2 separate regions of the Homo sapiens genome follow, and region 2 is linked to region 1. A link is a loop called in an ENCODE intact Hi-C map of the cell type or tissue named here. Cell type or tissue: Calu3. All regions are shown on one strand. Each heading gives the region's core, and the rest is flanking DNA. Links, peaks and the distances in the headings are about the cores only.

Evidence for each region. A loop is a pair of places that touch in the nucleus more often than their neighbours do. Peaks named below come from ENCODE experiments on the same cell type or tissue, not always from the same donor. Only the 100,000 strongest peaks of a DNase experiment are listed, where the experiment ranks them.
Region 2: a loop joins it to region 1, with 2.8 times the contacts of the local background. A loop is called at or near these places in 1 of 110 quality-filtered maps.

What each region holds. Positions count from the first base shown.
Region 1 is chr2:64,116,521-64,126,512 of GRCh38, forward strand. The region is part of intron 1 of PELI1 (pellino E3 ubiquitin protein ligase 1); the gene reads right to left. Among named protein-coding and RNA genes, the nearest start is that of PELI1, 23 kb to the right of the region's middle. In Calu3, for the core only: no CTCF peak of the experiment used is centred there; a DNase peak (open chromatin) is centred at 4,631.
Region 2 is chr2:64,529,641-64,539,632 of GRCh38, forward strand. All of the region lies in intron 1 of AFTPH (aftiphilin), which reads left to right. It overlaps LOC105374773 (a long non-coding RNA gene), which reads right to left. Exons shown (of 7, transcript XR_007086343.1): 7 at 9,101-9,561. Among named protein-coding and RNA genes, the nearest start is that of MIR4434, 9.1 kb to the left of the region's middle. In Calu3, for the core only: no CTCF peak of the experiment used is centred there; no DNase peak of the experiment used is centred there.

The sequences.
Region 1 (9,992 bases), core at 1,026-9,025:
CTTTTCATAATGGCTAACACTGAATTCAGTCTCTGTGCCAAGCACTGTTCTAAGCACTTTACATGTATTAAGTGATTTAATCTCTGGGACAACCTTATGAGATAGGAACTATTATAACCCACATTTTACAGATAATAAAACTAAGGTTACAAATGAGCACTCTGGAATTGCTGAAACAATTGAGTTTTAAAGTTTTAAAGTACAGGCACATCTGGTTTTATTGCACTTTGCTTTATTTTACTGTGCTTCGCAGATACTGTGTTTTTTACAAATTCAAAGTTTGTGGCAACCCTGCATGGCCAAGTCTATTGGTGCCAAGTTTCTGACAGCATGTGCTCACTTCATGTCTGTGTCACATTCTGGTAATTCTCACAATATTTCAAACTTTTTTCATTATTATTATTACTATTGTATCTGTTATGGTGGTCTGTGATCAGTGATCTTTGATGTTACTGTTATAACTGTTTGGGGGTGCCCTGAATTGTGTCCATATAAGGTGGTACACTTAATTGATAAATGCTGAGTGGGTTCTGACTGCTCTACTGTTTCTCCCATCTCTGCTCACTCTCCTTAAGCCTCCCTATTTCCTGGGACACAATATTGAAATTATGCCAATTAATACTCCTACAGTGGCCTCTAACTGTTTAAGGGAAAGGAAGAGTTGCAAGTCTCTCTCCCTTTAAATCAAAAGCTTGATTTATGGTGATGCTGCTCCATCACTTAATATTTAATTATTTTCTCAGAGATTCATATTTTTCAGTATCTTAAGAAATGTTTATAATCTGTTCTTTGTAGATAACTTTTGATACAATGAAGTAAGTTCTATTTTTTTTTTTTTACCACTCTTAATATATAATAGACCTGGAAATACAATCAAAGACCTCAAGAAACATTGCACTTAGTTTCAAGGTAGAATGCTGTATAAATGTTTGATTCTCCATGGGGAGGGAAAACTACATCTAAATCAAATATCTAAATAGAGCATATATTCTCTGCTCTTTTAGAGAAGCTAACTTTAAGCCTTTTAGTTTCGAAATTCCATTATAAGCTCCATTCAAAAGGGATGAAAACAGAAAAATGTAGTTGAAAATTCAAATTACAAATAAGTCTCCAATATTGTAGTAAAGTCGACTACTAATAGAGAGAAATCATTATTAAAAGATGACAATTATTACTACTCTAATGAAAAAAGGTTTCATCTTATGAGAGTTCTAATTTTCTCTTTGGGTCACAAAAAGTTTTCAAAAGTAGCATCTAATCTTTCTTTAACCAAATCATAATGTTTTCCCAATAATTTTTTTTTTTTTGAGACAGAGTGTTGCTCTGTTGCCCAGGCTGGAGTGGAGTGGAGCGATCTCAGCTCACTGCAACCTCTGCCTCCCAGGTTCAAGCGATTCTCCTGCCTCAGCCTCCTAAGTAGCTGGGACTACAGGTGCATGCCACCACGCCCAGCTAATTTTTTGTATTTTTAGTAGAGACGGGATTTCACCATGTTAGCCAGAATGGTCTCGATATCCTGACCTCGTGATCTGCCCAACTCGGCCTCCCAAAGTGCTGAGATTACAGGTGTGAGCCACCGTGCCCGGCCCTTTTGTTTGTTTAAACAGAGTGAATATTTTAAATCACTCAGTATGATATTCTTATTTAACCCTTTTCATTAAGAAAACAATAAATATATACAGCTGGGATATTTCTATGAATTCCCTCTTTATCCACTCTTGATTATTGTTATGTTAGCACATTAAAAATACCCCAATTAGGTAAATTATTATGAACAACTTTCTCCCCAAAATTACAACTTTTCTCATCACTAACTTAACATCCATTTTATACCTACACAAGAGAATGAATACTGCCTTCTCACAAATAGATTAGAAAACTGGATCCAAAACAATCATACATTACTGAGCAGCGCATGTCTGTATTCTAGAAATCAGATTAAGCTTTTCATGAATTTCCTATAGAAAGAAAAAAAGTTCAATTATACTTTTTCTTCTGGTGAAAATAAAATGTTTCAAAAAAGAACACTGCTGGGAAACTAACAAGTATTCATTTTTTAGCAGGAAGACTCCCCCTAATCAATTATCAGACCTAAAATTATTAAATCTCTCCCAACCATATCAGAGGAAGAACAAACAGAATATTCAGGTAGAAATATTACTTAAAATCTCTACAAAGTATGACTGTCAATATTTTTAACAAATTCTTCATAATTTTTCCCACCTTATGATAATATTTAAATATTAAATTGTAGTTGTCTCAAAGGTCCAGATCTCTTTCTTGAGAAGATCTTGGGAAAAGATTTATGGCTGAAAAACTATGCTTCTGAATAAGCTGTCTACAGCTAACTAAAGTACAATGACAGCATCACCATTCTGGCTACGAAACAACAACATAATTCTCAAATTTGTAACGGAAAAGTAAGCAATGAACAACATTAAGTTCTAAAATATGTTTTTGTTTTTTTTTTTAAAGCCCTAAGTACTGTAGCTTGATTGCAAAAATATTAAAAATGAACAGCTTTCAGTTCTCTGTTAACCAATAATCAACAGGCAATATACACCTGTAGTGATATTTCTTAGGCTTTAAGGCTGATGAGAGATGAGATTCATAGTGTAAATATTCTCTAAGAACACAAAAGCCTTGGAGCTTGAGATTTATTTAACTTCTTCCCTAAGATGGAAGGAAATGTAATCCATACAACATACTTCCTAAAACTGAATATGAAAAAATAAATGTGAAAAGTTAAATAGAAAAGATCTGATGAATTATGCTTCAAATTATTCCCTTTGCAAGCTTACTTTAACCTGAAGCATTGACAATGTGACACTTAAAATGAAGCCACAGAACACATACCTCTCTGTTTCATCGTTAGCACCACAAGCTATACAGAAAACCTTCTCACAGAAAAATAAAATCCAGATTGTATTAAAGCATCTGCCAGTTACAGTTGGAACCACACACTGAATAGCTGGCTGTCTGTTCACAGTTCTTTCACTTAAGCACCTCGTAACGTGTGTAGGTGGGCCTATGTTACGCAAAATAGGTAAACACTACATAATTCTAGATTCCATTGACTGAAGTGAGAATTCACTTCTCCCTCACCTCCTCCCTAAGGAAGTCTGTGGCCCAAAAGGAAAGAAACAGAAGTAAGAGGAAGCACAGAGCAATTTTTTAACACAGGCTTAATATCAAGTTATAGAGTAAGGTACTTCCAGAAAGAGTATGATATTCCATTTCTTAAAAAGCAGCCTGAATTAACTACATATTCTATAAATGTCAGAAGTATAACTATGATACTGAAGCACCTTTTCATATTAGTAAACCTATTTTTACAGATTTAGTATAGTACTCAATCTGTTAAGCAACACTCCATTTAAAAAAAACACAAAAATCAATACAATTCATATGTAAAGAAAGAAGCCCCTTTAGCACTATTAAGTGAAACTGATTTTTGTGGTCTGGTTATAAAATACTATATTATCCCAGGCATAAAAATAGGTGAACATTCAATCACATTTTCAATTGATCACACTTGTTTATTTCCAGCTTTATTCTTTACAATTTTAAAATAAATTAGATACATTTGATGCTCATGAATACGGAGGAACTACAGCAGTAGCCAGAGGTAAGCTGGGATTGGACAAGCTTAATCAAATAGCTATGGAAAGCACCTACATACTGACATGTGCTGTTCTCAGATTATCCCACTTGTAAATTCCATTCTAGAAAGTACTGCCTGCTACTCCAAATTTCCCCATATGCTGTCTCAGGAAAAGAACTGTGTTTTCTTATAGTGAATGGTTACACATAGAGCTAGTCTAATCCTCCAAATAGCCAAAGGCGAACCTGATTAATTACATTTAAGATTATTTAAAAGAATACTAAAATTAAGTCACAAGTAAATGCTGTTCATACTTGTTCAATAATTTGCCCATGCAAATCATCGATAATCTCCACCCATTAAAGTTCAACTTGAGTCTAGATGCTTGATATTCTTTTATTAAAGTTCTTTAGTAGCCCTAAAGTGTTCAACCCTTTTGTAAAAAGTTACTAGTTATTACAGCAGAGCCCTAAAATTAGTATTGATACCCATAGTTCACAGCCACCTAAGTAAATGGCTATCCAGACAATTTCAGCCTTAATTCAATTACACTATACTGAATGATACATTGCTAATAAAACCTGACTGGAGAGTCAGTAAGTGTCCTTGGTGATCTTAATTGGAATCATTCAAAGTCCCACCTATAAATACATTGTTATCTTTTTTTAAAAAAGTAGTATAAAAATACTTTTGGTGGTGCTAAGTTTATCTGCAAAGCCTTCTTACAATGTGTCCACAGGACAATAGTTCTGGTTCACAGTAAGGCTATCATTTTTAAGAGAACATCACTATAATAGTACCTAGTAACTTAATGCCTTGGCACAAAATGAACCACCCTTTATCACACAGCTACAAGTTTACTTCTGTTGCTTCCCAGCATTCGGTAACTGTCCCATCCCCTGAAGCAGTTCTGTAAATCTGTTTAATGTTTCTTTTGCTCCTTGTGCTGGCAGCAGGCCCACTTAGGTTACAGCGAAATAAATCTGCGCAGGTAGGCTGCTTATATCCAATGTTGATACCTGTTCAGTCCAGGAAACATACCTGCAAAAATGATCGGGGCATATTCTAGGGTTTGCTGTTTGATGATCCTGCCTTGTCATGTGATTCCGGGCTGATGAGATTGCTCAAGAAGCCGGACATGACAAATTTAATATTCATACTAAATAGAATGTAGTTGTAGCTGACTCTCAATGTCTTATACTTGATTCCATAACAAAACCTGAGGTCCTGCCATTCTTTGGACCAACATACCAACTCTCTTAACTTTGGAAGTATATTTCCTGCTTAATCCTAGGGAAACCAAGATATCAATAGTCCTTATATCATCATTAACATCTTAATGATTAAAAACAGAGCACTGAGAGTATAAAAATTCCTTATGTCTTTAAAGATCTGTGTTTATATCAAATAATCTCTTGAGGAAATATTTTTTTTCTTAAAAAGTTCTAAAAAGACATTAAAGATAAAATCTCCATATTTTCTAAGTATTATAATGAGCTGGCCAGGTGCCATGGCCCACGCCTGTAATCCCAGCACTTTGGAAGGCCAAGGCAGGTGGATCACCTGAGGTCAGGAGTTCGAGACCAGCCTGGCCAACATGGAGAAACCCCGTCTCTACTAAAAATATAAAATTAGCCAGGCGTGGTGGCACATGCCTGTAATCCCAGCTACTTGGGAGGCTGAGGCAGGAGAATAGCTTGAACCCGGGAGGCGGAGGTTGTGGTGAGCCGAGATCACGCCATGGCACTCCAGCCTGGACAACAAGAGCAAAACTCCGTCTTCAAAAAAAAAAAAAAAAGAGTATTATAATGACCTATTTTTATAATGGGACAAATAATCGTATTCATAAAGAAAAAAGGGTTAGAATAAAATTTCTAAGCTTTTCTTTTCAAAACTACATTTTTTAAAAAGACAACTTTCTTTTTGCTTCTCATATATGCTTTCTTTACAATGATGTTTAATTAATAACATCATGGAGGCCAGTCAAATACAAAAACAAAACATAACCAAAACCTGAAGTAGTGTTCTTGGTGGGAATCAAAGTTACCAAACTTTGGCAAATGAACCTGAATCTCAATGACTTTCCCCTACTCTTCCATATCCTGCTTGGCTTACAAAAGTCTTAAACTTCCGTATTTTCCTCTACGATGTCTGAACCTCTAGCAATTACCTCAGTTGAGCTCAGGGAAAATGATAAACTTTCAGTACTCTGAAACTTAAAAAAAAAAAAAAAAAAACTCCAGAAAAAAAAACGAACAAAACAAAGTGTACTTACCTCACAATTTCTAGGCCTTTTCAGATGTCTCTTTTCTTACGGACCTATTTTTCTTATTAGGTTTTTGTTTCACCCTTGGACACACTGACCTCTGAGAACGTCCTGCTTCTTTAATGATCTCTGAATACTTCCAAGAAGGCAATCAAGGACTCATTCGTCACAGTCCCTTTACCTCTAGCCACACCCTCAGCAGGTGCATAAATTATTTCTTCCTTTAGTTCCACTCCACTGGTGACTCTTAGGTCACGTTCCTCCATCCCACAATGCAAATTCACGCAGATGGCATTTGCTATTCTACAGTACATTTGTATTGAATATCGAAACATGCCCAGTTTTTTACTTGTCAAATCCATCTAACTCCAATCCTTTTGAGAAAATGTACATTAGGCCTAAGATTTTTCAACAAGGTTTAAGAAGAAAAATAATCACTGTATTACTGTATTATATAATTACATTTTAAAGCTGGAAAGAACCTTAAAGAATATACTGTGCAATTTGTTCAATTTTCCTTCCAATTTCATTTTATAATAGATGAGAAAAATCTATATTCAGAGAGGGTAAGTTATTTGATGACAGTCATAGGGCTAAGTAGTGCAGCTTGCTAACTGATCTTGGGACTCCTATGTTGGCGTCTGTTTCATTAATTTTGGAGGCAATACCACAAGCACTAAAGAACAGAGCAGTCAGCCAATAAGTAACTCCTACCTTGTACTGTGTATTATTACAGGAGATGGCCAAGTGTTCAACTTTAGCTCCACTCTTTTCTATATGTTGTTATAATTTTATACCACAAAGAAAAAGCTGAAAATCAGACAAAAATTTAATGAAAGGCATACCATGGAGATTTGTTTCTTTTTGCTCACCAGATAGAGCACTGCCTTCCTAAATTGGCTGTTCATACTCCCACTTTGTGGGCTGTGTTTACCTGGCAGTCTCTTTAAACGAACAAAAGAAAGCTAGGTATCAAAAGTACTGCCATAGGTAACCCACATAATGGGAAAAATTATTTGCAAATCATGTATCTGATAAAGGACTTATATCTAGAATACCTAAAAAGGTCTCATAACTCAATAAAATATAAATGAAATTAAAATTTGGTAAAAGATCCATTTATTTCTCCAAAGAAGATATACAAATAGCCAATATGTACATAAAAAGATGCTCATTAGCCATTAGGGAAATACAAATCAAACCCACAATGACCACTTCAAACCCATGGCTATTATCAAAAAGTCAGATAATGACAAATATTGGTAAGGATGTGGAAAAGCTGGAGTCCTCAATCATGGCTAGTGGGAAAGTAAAATGGTGTAGTTACTTTGGAAAACACTCTGGCAGTTCCTCCAGATTAAACATTAAGTTCTCATGTGACTCAGGAATTCAATTCCTAGGTATATACCCAGGAGAAATGAAGACCTATGTCCACACACAGACTGTGCATTAATGTTCACAGCAGCAATATTCATAATAGCCCCAAAGTAGAAACAACCCAAATGTCCATCAACAGTCGGATAAACAAAATGTGGTATATCCATATAATGGAATATTATTTTGCAATAAAAAGGAATGAATTACTGATATATACCACAACATGGATGAACCTGGAAAACATTCTGCTAAGTGAAAGAAGTCAGTCACAAAGGATCACATATTGTATGATTCCATTTATATGAAATGTCCAGAAAAGGCAAATCCAGAGACAGAAAGAAAGTAGATTAGTGGTTGCCTGGGAGGGGAAAGAAAGGGGAGAAAATAGGAAATTGGGGAATGATAGCTAAAGGCTATGACATGAGATTTGTTTTTCGGGTGAAAATGTTCTAAAATTGATTGTGCTGCACAGCTCTGAGACTATACTAAAAACCACTGAAGTGTACACTTTAAGTGTTTACATAAATGGTATAAAAATTATACCTCAATAAAGCGAAGCAAGCAAGCAAGCAAATAAAGCTCTAGCACATTAAAAACAAAAGCCTGCTATAGACTCAAGGTTCACTGGAAGCTGGCACATACCTCTGGAATTCAAATATATTACCGATCTTATGCAACTTTATAACCTACATAAATTTTAAAAATTCTAGATACTGTTAACTCCTACTTCTTGGCCAGAGAAACTGAGGGAAACTAATCATTTGAACATTCTACAAGATAAATTTTCACAAGCAAAACTGAAAGCTTTCCCAAATGAAGTGCTTTTTGTACCAGAAATTATGAAATTGACACTTAGGTTTGGAATTTTAAATCTCATAATCTGTTTCAGACTAGCTTTAATCATAAACATGTGCTTTTTTGTTTATGTTTTTGCTGATAATCTTGCATCATGTTCAATGAGTGTTCTCTCTGACATCAACCACCAACTCTCCAATTCTGACACCAACTGGGCATCCAACAAATCAATTCAGTTCTGACACTATTATCTACCTTTAGTGTCAGATCTCACAAGTTAAAGGGCTCATGCCACAAGACTCCCCTAAGTTCAGATGCCAATCAAAGTCCCAAACCACCTGACTTCTGACCAACTAGCTATAAATTGGGGGTTCCCACAACCCCCTCCTCAGGTTCCATAATTTACTGGTACAGCTCACAGAAGAACAAGAAAACACTTCTTTTATGTTTACTGGTTTATTAAAAAGAATGCAACCCAGGAACAGCCAAATGGAAGAGATGCACAGGGCAAGGTATGTGGGGGTGGGGGCGGGGGCGCGGGGAGGGTAGAGCAGTGGAGCTTCCATGCCCTGTCCAGGAATGCCACCCTCCCAGCAACTTGATGTGTTCACCAACCCAAAAACTCAATCTCCAGGCCTCTGTCCCTTTCCCAGAGGTCACTGGGTGAGACAAAAGTCCCAACCCTCTTAATTTCTTGGTCCTTCTGGCGACCAGCCCCATCCTGATGCCATCTCAGGGCCCCACCCTAAGTTACCTATTATGATCAGAAAGGGGGTTGTTATAAATAATAAAAGACATCCTATCACTCAAAAAAATTCTCAGCATTATAGGAACTCTGTGCCAGGAAGACAGCGTGGTAGAAAGACCAAATAGATTTTTGTATTACACCACAGCAACAGCATCGAAGTAAGCTGAATATTCAAATACATAGCTCAATATAATCCCATGACCAATAAGTTTCACTTGATCCCTCTGAGGACAAAGACATTACCAAACCAACAGATTTGGTATTTAATCCAATGCCTGGTATTTAATATAAATACCCAATGTTTTAATTAATTACCTAGCCTGTCCCTCTAGCTAGCTAATAGTTCTATTTGGTTAAATAGCTAGAAGTCAAAATCTTCTAATAACTAATATACCTAGGTTAACAGATGATGATATCCCTTCACCACAGAAGTACCTAGATTAGTACAGGTTGAACAACCCGAATCTGAATCCGCAAAATGCTCCAAAACCTGAAATTTTTGAGCAACACGACATCGTAAGTGGAAAATTCCACATGTAAGTACTTAACACAAACTTTCATGCACAAAATTAATAAAAATATTGTATAAAATTGTCTTCAAGCTATTTGTATAAGGTGTATATGAAACATAAATGAATTTTATGGGTCCCATCCCGAAGATATCTCATAATATATATGCAAGTATTCCAAAATCCAAAACACTTCCGGTCCCAAGGATCTGGTTAAGGGATATATTCAACCTATACTCTCCATAAAATGCTAATTAATGATTTCTTCTATTAATAACCATTGTGAGCTTTCTTTGCAGTTTAATTTGCTTTGATGTTGGAGCAGTTCTTAAACCAAGGGCTGTGGTCTCCCTATTTTTTTTTGAGACGGAGTCTCACTCTGTTGCCAGGCTGGAGTGCAGTCACACGATCACAGATCACTGCAACCTCTGCCTCCCGGGTTCAACCGATTCTCCTGCCTCAGCCTCCCAAGTAGCTGGGACTACAGGCACACACCACCATGTCCAGCTAATTTTTGTATTTTTAGTAGAGACGGGGTTTCATCATGTTGGCCAGGACGGTCACGATCTCTTGACCTCGTGATCTGCCTGCCTTGGCCTCCCAAAGTGCTGGGATTACAGGCATGAGCCACTGTGCCCAGCGGGTCTCCCTACTTTTAATTTAGTGCATCTAGAGTCACCAACAACACAATTA
Region 2 (9,992 bases), core at 1,313-9,312, 410 kb after region 1:
TTTTTTTGAGACAGAGTCTCACTGTGTCACCCAGGCTGGAGTACAGTGGAGTGATCATGGCTCACTGCAGCACAGACCTCCTGGGCTCAGGCAGTCTTCCTGCCTCAGCCTCCTAAATAGCTGGGACCACGGGCGCACACCACCATGCCTGGCTAATTGTTTTTATTAGTAGTAGAGACAGGGCCTTGTTATGTTGCCCAGGCTGGAAAAATTACTTTAAAAAAATCCCTCAGCCAGGCGCAGTGGCTCACGCATGTAATCCCAGCACCTTGGGAGGCCAAGGCGGGCATATCACTTGAGGTTTGGAGTTGGAGACCAGCCTGGCCAACATGGTGAAACCCCGTCTCTTCTAAAAATATAGAAAAATTAGCCAGGCATGGTGGCGGCCGCCTGTAATCCTGGCTACTGAGGAGACTGAGACAGGAGAATCACTTGAACCTGAGAGGTGGAGGTTGCAGTGAGCCAAGATCATGCCATTGCACCCCAGCCTGGACAACAGAGTGAGGCTCCGTCTCAACAACAACAAAAAAAAGCAAATCCCTCACTGTTACAGTTTATATAATAATGCATATTTTCCTACACATTTTAATATATATGTGTACTTTTTACCAAAATGAAGACTTGTTGTAGTGTTTTGTAGTTTTTTTTGTTTTAAGTCAGTTTAGTCATCTAAACTAATATTCAAGGCCATATTCAGATTCTTCCCCAGTTCACCCAAAAATGTCCCCTGGCAACTGATTTACCCAAATCATTATCTACATCATATTATGTTTTTCCAGTTATTAAAATTATGAAAAAATAATGTGCTTATTATAGAAAATTTGGGAAAATGTGGAAAAAAAGTAGAAAGAAAATGGGTGTGCCCATGATGGCAGGAACCCTTCTGTTTTAATGCCTGGCACAAAGTAACACTCAATAAATACATGTTAAGAGGGATAATAGAAGAAAAATATCACTGGTCATCATACTACAAAAAGAAAACTGTTAATATTTTGGTTTTCTTCCTGTTTTATTTTTACTGTGGATATGTGAGCATGTCATACATATACATATGAATCATATTGCGTTGATCTTTCTTTTACTTATTAAATTGTGAGCATTTCTCCATGTTACTAAATTTTCCTTAAAACATGCTTTTTGGCTGGGTGTGGTGGCTCACACCTGTAATCCCAGCACTTTGGGAGGCCGAGGCGGGAGTATCACTTGAGGTCAGGAGTTTGAGACCAGCCTGGCCAACATGGTAAAACCCCGTCTCTACTAAAAATACAAAAATTAGCCAGGCGTGGTGTCAGGCACTTGTAATCCCAGCTACTCGGGAGGCTGAGGCAAGAGAATTGCTTGAACCCGGGAGGTGGAGATTGCAGTGAGCCTAGATCACACCACTGCACTCCAGTCTGGGTGACAGAGTGAGACTTCATCTCAAAAAAAAAAAAAAAAAAAACACCACAAAATGAAAAAAACCATGCTTTTTAATGACTGTGTAGAATGCCATTTTCAAGTTATCTCTGCTATTTCCCACTAATGTGGGTTTTCCAGATTTTACCATCATAGAAGAGCATCTTGGTGAAAAAGTTTGTACATAATTCTTTGACCTTATTGTTGATTATTTTCATAGGATCAAATCTTAGAAGTAGAGTTATTAAGTCAGAGGGAAAGCCTGTTACTTTCTAAGAGGTTATAATAAAATCACTCCTACCAGCAGTGGTTGGGTCCCCATCTCCCTTATTTCCTCAGATGATCAGTAATATGCAGTTTTTAAATTACTGGAATTTTTATTTTGAATTTAGGCTTTTCAGCAGTGTGGAATGTTTGCATAATTTAAAATTTTTGAATGATTTAAACCTGAGATATGCCTTTATTTGATATAAGATTAATCTTGCTTAATGCCATGCTCTTTTTAAGTTAACCTATTCTGTTAGCAAGCTATTTAAGTATAAAAAAATACAGTACTATCTTCTAGAACTATCTTGTCTAATACAGTAGCCACTAGCCAAATGTGTCACTTGAAATGAAACTAGCCCAAATTAAGATGTGATTTCAGTGTAAAATACACAGCAGATTTTAAAAACTAATGTGAAATATATCAGTAATATTTTACATTGGTCACATGTTAAAATAATATTGTGGATACTTTGGGTTAGATAAAATTTCATCTGTTTCTTTTTAAATGTGGCTACTAGAAGATTTTTAATTGCATATATGGCTTAATTGTTGTCAGTTGGACAGCCCAGCTCTAGAAATGACACTTTTTATTTAGAGAAAAAATATAAGATTAACTTAACTCTTATAGAAAGGAATACATAGATTTTTTAAAATTACATATTACATTTAAACCTCTCAATATATTTTTCGTAGTATACATGGGTTGCACGGTAATTTTTCAAGTTACAAGTGTTTGATCACAAACTATAACTTACTATGGTTCTTATGCTCTGAAAGAAATATGTGTAGGAGGACTTGAGGGAGGGTGTTAGGAAACTTACCTGAGGAATTGATCTTTCACCTAAAAATTGAAGGATGTGTGGGAATGTCTTAGGCACTGGGACTGTAAGTGCAAAGACCCTGTGGCACAAGGGAATGTTAATTATCTACCTTTCAGAAACTGGAAGAAGGCCTAGCCTAGAGCATTGAAAACAATAAGGGAAAGGAGGAGTAAGGCTGGAGAGAGAGGAATGGTTTAAAGTCTTTGTTAAAAATTTTTTTAAAAAAATCTTTATCACAAGAAGAGGATTGGCATGATCAAATTTGACTTTTAAAAAGATTACTTGGGTTGGGCATGATCAAATACTACTTAGGGAGATTAGTTTAGATGATAATGGCATTCTGGACCAGAGTGGAGTCAGAGGTGAAAAGAGGTAGATATTCCAGAATTGAGGGATTTGTGAGGTGAAATCATTTGTTACAGATATTAAAGGATAAGGAGCTTTGTCAAAGGGGATCTTAAGTTTCTGGTATGGTAACTGGGTTAGAGAGCCCTGGAACATGACCAGCTTTAAGGGAAGAGAGCTTGAGCTCTGTTCTTGTTAAGCTCAGTTTGAGATCTTTGTGGAATCAAGTGGAGAGGTCTAAGCAGGGAACTGGCTTGGCTAGGCTGTAAAGATGAATCTGAGAGTCCAAGAATATGGTAATTATTAATAAAAGCCTTAGGTAGATGAAATTGTTTTGGGAAAATTGAGTAAGGATGAAACCTAGATAAACTTGTATTACTAATTTGAGTGTGTTTAATACCTATGGGAAAATTTATTTTGTAGCCCACTTTGTGTAAAAATGAAGGCAAGGAGTAAGATCAAATAAGTTTAAATACATACCGTTTGACATATGTGTAATTAAGTAGATAATCTTACGTAATGCTTATTTGATTCTTTGGAAACATTTACCTTTTTCCTGCAGAAAATAAACTGGGCTTCCTAACTATCAAACAAGCTGAAGACAATTATGAATAGGTATTGATGTTTCTGCTGTATTAATAGATCTAGGCCAGGTGTGGTGGCTCATGCCTGTAATCCCAGCACTTTGAGAGGCCAAGGTGGGTGGATTGCTTGAGCTCCAGAGTTTGAGACCAGCCTGGGCAACATGACAAAACCCCATCTCTATAAAAAATATAAAAAATTAGCCAGATATGGTGGCAGGCACCTGTAGTCCCAGCTACTCAGGAAGCTGAAATGAAAGGATCACTTGAGCTCAGGAGGTCGAGGCTGCAGTGAGCTGAGATCACACCACTGCACTCCAGCCTGTTCAACAGAGTGAGTGAGACCCTGCCTCCAAAAAACAAACAAACAAACAAAAATCTAAGGAAAACTTACATAATTATCTTCATAAATATTGAAAAGGCATTTAAAACCCCATTTGTGATTTTTTAACAAAGCAACTTAAAATAAGAATTACTGAATAATTCTGTAAGACAATAAAAACATACACCTCAACTCAGAAATCAATATCTTAATTAAGAGTGAATATTAGATTCCTGCCTATCACCATTGTTATGAGACTTGGAAAGGAAAAGGTAAGTCTACCCCGATTTGCTAGTGATGTGATGGTATACTATATAACCACCAAGAGCTTTTGTTTATGTAAATAATGCTTGCCAGTTAGGGTGGAAGTGAAGACTACCATTTACATGAGCAGAAAAAGGTAAAATACCTAACAATAAACTTAATAAATATGAAAATTCTATATTGCTAACAGATTCAATTTTTATGTTATATAAAATTAACAATTCTGTATTTAGGTAATAAAAGTGATCCTTCCTAAGTGATTAATGAATTATTTACCACTTGTTATTCTTTAAATCATTCTAAGTGACATGTGATACTTTTCAAAGCAAAACTCCTAGGAGTAGGATTTTTAATATTTTCTTACATTTTAGTGAGGCCACAGTTTTTTAAATGGTTGAAATGAATAGTGTTTCTGCCTTAGCCACCCTCCCAAGTGAGGTTTTTGGTGTTTTCTTCTTGGTGATTGCTTAAGTTTTGTAGTATTTTCAGTTTTGCTGTGGTTTATCATCTCTCATCTTGTTTATTATGTGGATGCAAAAATGTTGACCTGGAGTATTTGCAGCTAAAATACTTCTGCTACAGTGACACTCAAAATCTGAAGCATTGATTTATTTTCTTAAGGCTTTTGTTTTTAGTGGCTATTTATAAAAAGCAATGAACTTATTAAGAGATAATTTAACTCTTTTTACACTGAACTCTTTTTATACTTTTTACTATTTTTTGATAATATCTTCATTCAAAAAAAAATTACTAAGAGTTTCAGATATCAAAAATTCATATTTTCTCTCGCCTGAAGCCCAAACAGAATATTTGAGTATTCATCACTTCTTACTTATAGTTAAGTTACCAAGTTACCACTTCCTCTTCTTTTCCATATTTCAGATTCTGTGCCAGCGGATGATAGTTTTCTGTCTCATTAGGTTTCATAAGTTTACACAAAGCACAGGGCAAGTGTTACACGTAACTAAAAAGTTCAGATTTTAATCAGATTAGCAGTGACCCTGGTTTCTGGAAGTAGGGAAGTTTTTTGTTGTTGGTGTTGCTGTTCACATAAGCATTTCTTTATGTTCATCTGCAAGTGAAACTGTGTTTAATTCTTTAAGCTTGTTTTTTTTTTTTTTCTGAGAATTCCATAACATTTAAATTATATACTAATTATAAGTGAAGCTTCAAAAAGGAATAAACAAATGATTTCATAAACTTTCTGGTTAAGTAGAAAGTAGTAATATTTCCAAAATGGAATTTCCCAAATCTAGAGCTGTCTCAAATACTTATGTGTTGTTTCAAAAATTGTCACAGTGCTTTAACTTTGATCCTTTTAAGTAAATTTTTCAAGTTTCATTTTTAAGAAGAGTATTGACGATTTAATATTGTAAACTCCTTGTTTTTGAAATCTTAAGAATGTTAAGTTTCTTAGTGCTAGTCTCAGATAAATGTGTACAACACAACTTTAAAATATTTATACAACCAAATCATAAGAGAAAACATTTTTGTAGGAAAAAGTACTATTGCAGTGATTTACCTATATCAATGAGTTTAGCAGTTCAGTTTAGAAACATTTATGTCATCCCTGGAGTTATAAAGTCCATTGGCATTCCTGTACTCTGGGAACTTAACACAAAGGTTTTCAACCTTAACTAACCCATTTAGTATCATCTTCGAAACTTTTAAAAAAGATGTTTGGGTCTACCCATTCTATTAGAGAAAAAAGTTAATAGAAAGCTAAGGTTGAGAACCTATTAGGGGAAAAAAACATGGAAACAAATGTGATTTGCTTTGTTAAATGTAATAGGAAATAGATATAAAGGAGGATTAATTCAGACAAGAAACCTGATACAACGAAAAGAACACTGGCTTTGAGTCCCACTTTCCTTACTTATTCTTTGTGGGACCGTGAACAGATTATGTGACTTGTTTCTTCCTCTGTAAAATGGGTTTTTGTGATTAAACTGAATGTATGAATAAACTGGTGTATGAATAAGTACCTTGCACAGTACCTATCACATAGTAACTTAGTAAATATAGGTGATCTCAGTTCTCCAGCCTTGATAGAAAACTTCATGCCTGAATAGAATTTTGAAGGCTTAGTCAGTGGGTTCTTTGGACATATAAGAACAATACATTAGAAGAAATGACGTGTGACAACTTAGAGGTAACCATGCCAGTGGAGAATCCAGAGGTAATTTTGTCTGGCTGGAACAAAGAGGGAGTATCTTAGCCATGTTGGCTAAGATAAGGAGTTTTAAGTAGACTGCAGTAATCCTGGCCAAAAATAATGAGGCCCTGACAAGGTATAGGTTGTGGGATGTTAAAACAAATACAGTAAGAGATATTAAGGAGGGAGAAACTTGATTGATTTAATTTGTGGTAGAGGGGGAGCGGTTGGGGTAACACTCAGATTTCTAGACTTAGAATTTAGAATATAGTGTAGGAACAAGTGGTTTCTGTTCACCTTTTGAGTAGAGGTTGAATTCAGTCGTGGAATTGGAGAATAGGAGATACATCTGAGACATCCAGGTAGAGAGATTTTAAAAAGGCATTTGGGTAGGCAGATCAGGAGGTCAGACATATAGGTAAGGTTTGAGCATTATGAACAGATAAAAACAAAAGGGGGATGAGATTTCTCAGTGATAAGAATATAGGGAAGCGGCTGAGCATGGTGGCTCACGCCTGTAATCCCAGCCCTTCGGGAGGCCAAAGTGGGTAGATCACCTGAGGTCAAGAAGTTTGAGACCAGCCTGGCCAACATGGTGAAACCGCATCTCTAATAAAAATAAAAAATTAGATGGGCATGGTAGCACAGGCCTGTAATCCCAGCTATTGCTCAGGAGGTTGAGGTGGGAGAATCGCCTGAACCTGGGAGGTGGAGGTTGTAGTGATCGCGCCACTGCACTCCAGCCTGGGCGACAGAGCAGAGCGAGACTCCATCTTAAAAAAAAAAAAAAAAAAAAAAAGAATATAGAGAAGCCAGGGCAATCAGATTCATTGAAGGATAAGGGATAGAATATAAGTAGGAGAATCAAAAGAGAATTGCCAGCAGGGCGTGGTGACTCAAACCTGTAATCCCAGCACTTTGGGAGCCCAAGGTAAGTCAATTGCTTGAGCTCAGGAGGTTGAGACCAGCCTGGGCAACATGGCGAAACACTGTCTCTACAAAAAATTTAAAAATTAGCTGGGCATGGTGGTGTACACCTGTAGTCCCAGTTATTTGGGTGGCTGAAGTGGGAGGATTGCTTGAACCCAGGAGGCAGAGGCAGCAGTGAGCCATGATTGCACCACTGTACTGCAGCCTGGGAAAAGAAGGAGACTCTGTCTCAAAAAAAAAAAAAAAAAAAAAAAAGAAGAAGAAGAAGAATGCTTTTCAGAAATGCTTTTTCACTTAAAAATGTATTTTAGACACTTTGCCCTATTAGTAATATAGCTTTCTCTTTTTTAATGGCTGCACTTTTTATTTACACACTTCCTTATTAATAGACTGTTTTCAGCTGCTTTTTAAAAAATTGAACAAACAATACTGGAATCAATACTTTGTGGAAATATCTTTGTATATTTGCATGAATGCCTCTGTAGAATACATCCTTGCAGATGAAATTGCTTAGTCAAAAGAATGGAAACAACAGACACCAGAGCCTACTTGAAGGTGGAAGGAGGGAAGAGGGTGAGGATGGAAAAACCACCTGTCGGGTACTATGCTTATTACCTGGGTGATGAAATAATTTGGACACCAAACCCCCGTGACACTCAATTTACCTATGTAACAAACCTGCACATGTACCCCTGAACCTAAAATAAAAGTTTAAAAAATTAAAAATTTTAAAAAGAATTCATTAAAATGTTTCGTATGCTACTAAACTGCAATAGGGTGTGTGAGCCAATATATACTCCTACCAATAGTATCTTTTAGAGAACTTTTACATTGTAGATACTGGACCAGAAAAGTTAATGTTTGCAAACTTAAACAATTGCTAAATGCTTTCTGAAAGTGAAAATTGTTAAAATTTGCCAAAGTGTTCCAGTTTTATGTTATGTTTGTATGTTTTTTAAAATGTTATCCTTAAAGTAGCATGCTTCCTAGATTGAAGGTAGTATGAATTTGAAAAATAAATAGTAATTTTCGTTTATTACTTTTATACACAATTCTGTAAAGAGAAAAAGAACACTTTCATTTTATCAAATACTTGGTTCGTTGAAATAATGTAATTTAAGAATGCATTTTGTCTTTGTAAGCACCAGATCAGGGAGGAAGTCTTTGTTTTAAAAGAAGCCCTGTTCCCTCCTCTTGTATGCTAGAAGCAGTAATTGGATTTGGAGGAATTGGATGAGATGGAAAGAATACTTTTTTATACTTTATATTAAAACCTATTTCTGGTTTGTAAAATCAATTTAAGAGGGTCATGACCAGCTTTTAAGAAAAAATGAAATAGAACTAAAAATCAGAGTACATAGAGAGTAAGGGTAAATACTGTTTGGCGAAACTTTTTTTTTTAAAATGTATGTTGGGTCATCATGTAAAATGTATTTCTTCTGTGAGTCATAGGGGAAAAATGTGTGAAAAATTCTGCTTTATATGACGGGCCAATTCTCAAGTTGTTTCTAACCAGATGTATTGGGTACCCTGCAAATAAATGTTATATATTTTTTTCTTTTATCCTTTAGCCTTTCTACCTCTCAGGAAAAAGTAAAACTTTAAACCAAGCAAAACCATCATTAAAAAAGGTCAACCAGCTAGGAATTTGTTCTCCATGGAATTCCTTCCATAGTTTTTGTGCAGTTATTAGTATCGGTAGACCCATTTGTGGCATTACCTGTGTACACTCCACACGCATACACTCTTGAGCACTATTTTGGAATGTGTTTATATTTGATTTTTCAGATATATGAAGTTTGTTTTATAATAATTCCCTGAAAAATATCATGTGTGCTATTATCTGTGGATCATTTATGACTGTCTTTAAGTTTGGTTAATTGTTTTGTTTCCTTCTGTCACTTCATTGCCTCCAGGTCATCTTTTTCTCTTAATTGATGGGTGGTAAGAAAACAAATTAAAGTAAAATTAATAGCACCTGGCAAAGACTTAATTTGTGAGGTAAATCTGCTGTTACTTAGGTCATATTTTAAGGCCAAATTTGTGAGTTGTAGATTATGTAGGACATCGTTGCTTACTTTCTTAGTGGCTCAGATAATTGAACTCTAACTGCACTTGGTTGCAGTTTTATAACCTTTAGTAAATGCTTCTTTCTGTAAGAGGTGAGTTGCTCTCATGGTGGGTGTTTGTGATGTAGAAAGCAGCACTGTCAGAGGAATGGCAGCTGCCACAGTTACGTTTTTAGGTTACAGACTAGAGTGGTATTTTTTCATTTTGAAAGTCCACACAGTAGTTTGTTACTTTGTTTTTCTGGGGATTTTTTTTCTCAGTATACACTAGTCACTTGAGGTTTAACTTAGTCTTGACCAAAATGCTAATTTAAAACTTTACAGCAAGAAACTTACTTTAAAGCATGTCTGCTGTTCATGTCAGCTGATTGCAAAATCTTCTGTGGGAAAATTTTCATGAAGTATTAAAGTCCTGGGGAGCAGAGAACAAGAAAAAGAAATTAGTTGGACTATCCAGAGTGTAGCATTATGCTCTGGCGACACTCACTGACACCTCTGCTTATGCTGAGGAATTGTCTCAAATCAAAGCAAATATTCATGATAGCAGGTCTAAAAACTCACTACAAATTTTTGTCATTTAGCTAGGGTTTTTTGCAGCTTGCATATAATGTACTGCCCCTCTTAACATACTTTCTCTTTAGACATGTTGCAGCACAAATGATTGGGTTGTTTGTCCCACATTCATCACATTTCAGGCCACATTTCAAATCCCACTTATTTACCTTGATTACATTTGGATATTTCATAACTTATTTGGTGAAGCACTAAGAGACCAGAGGTGTGGTTATAGAAATCTAATTGGAGTGTGCGTGAGTTGGAGCACAATTCAAGAGTGGTTAGTAG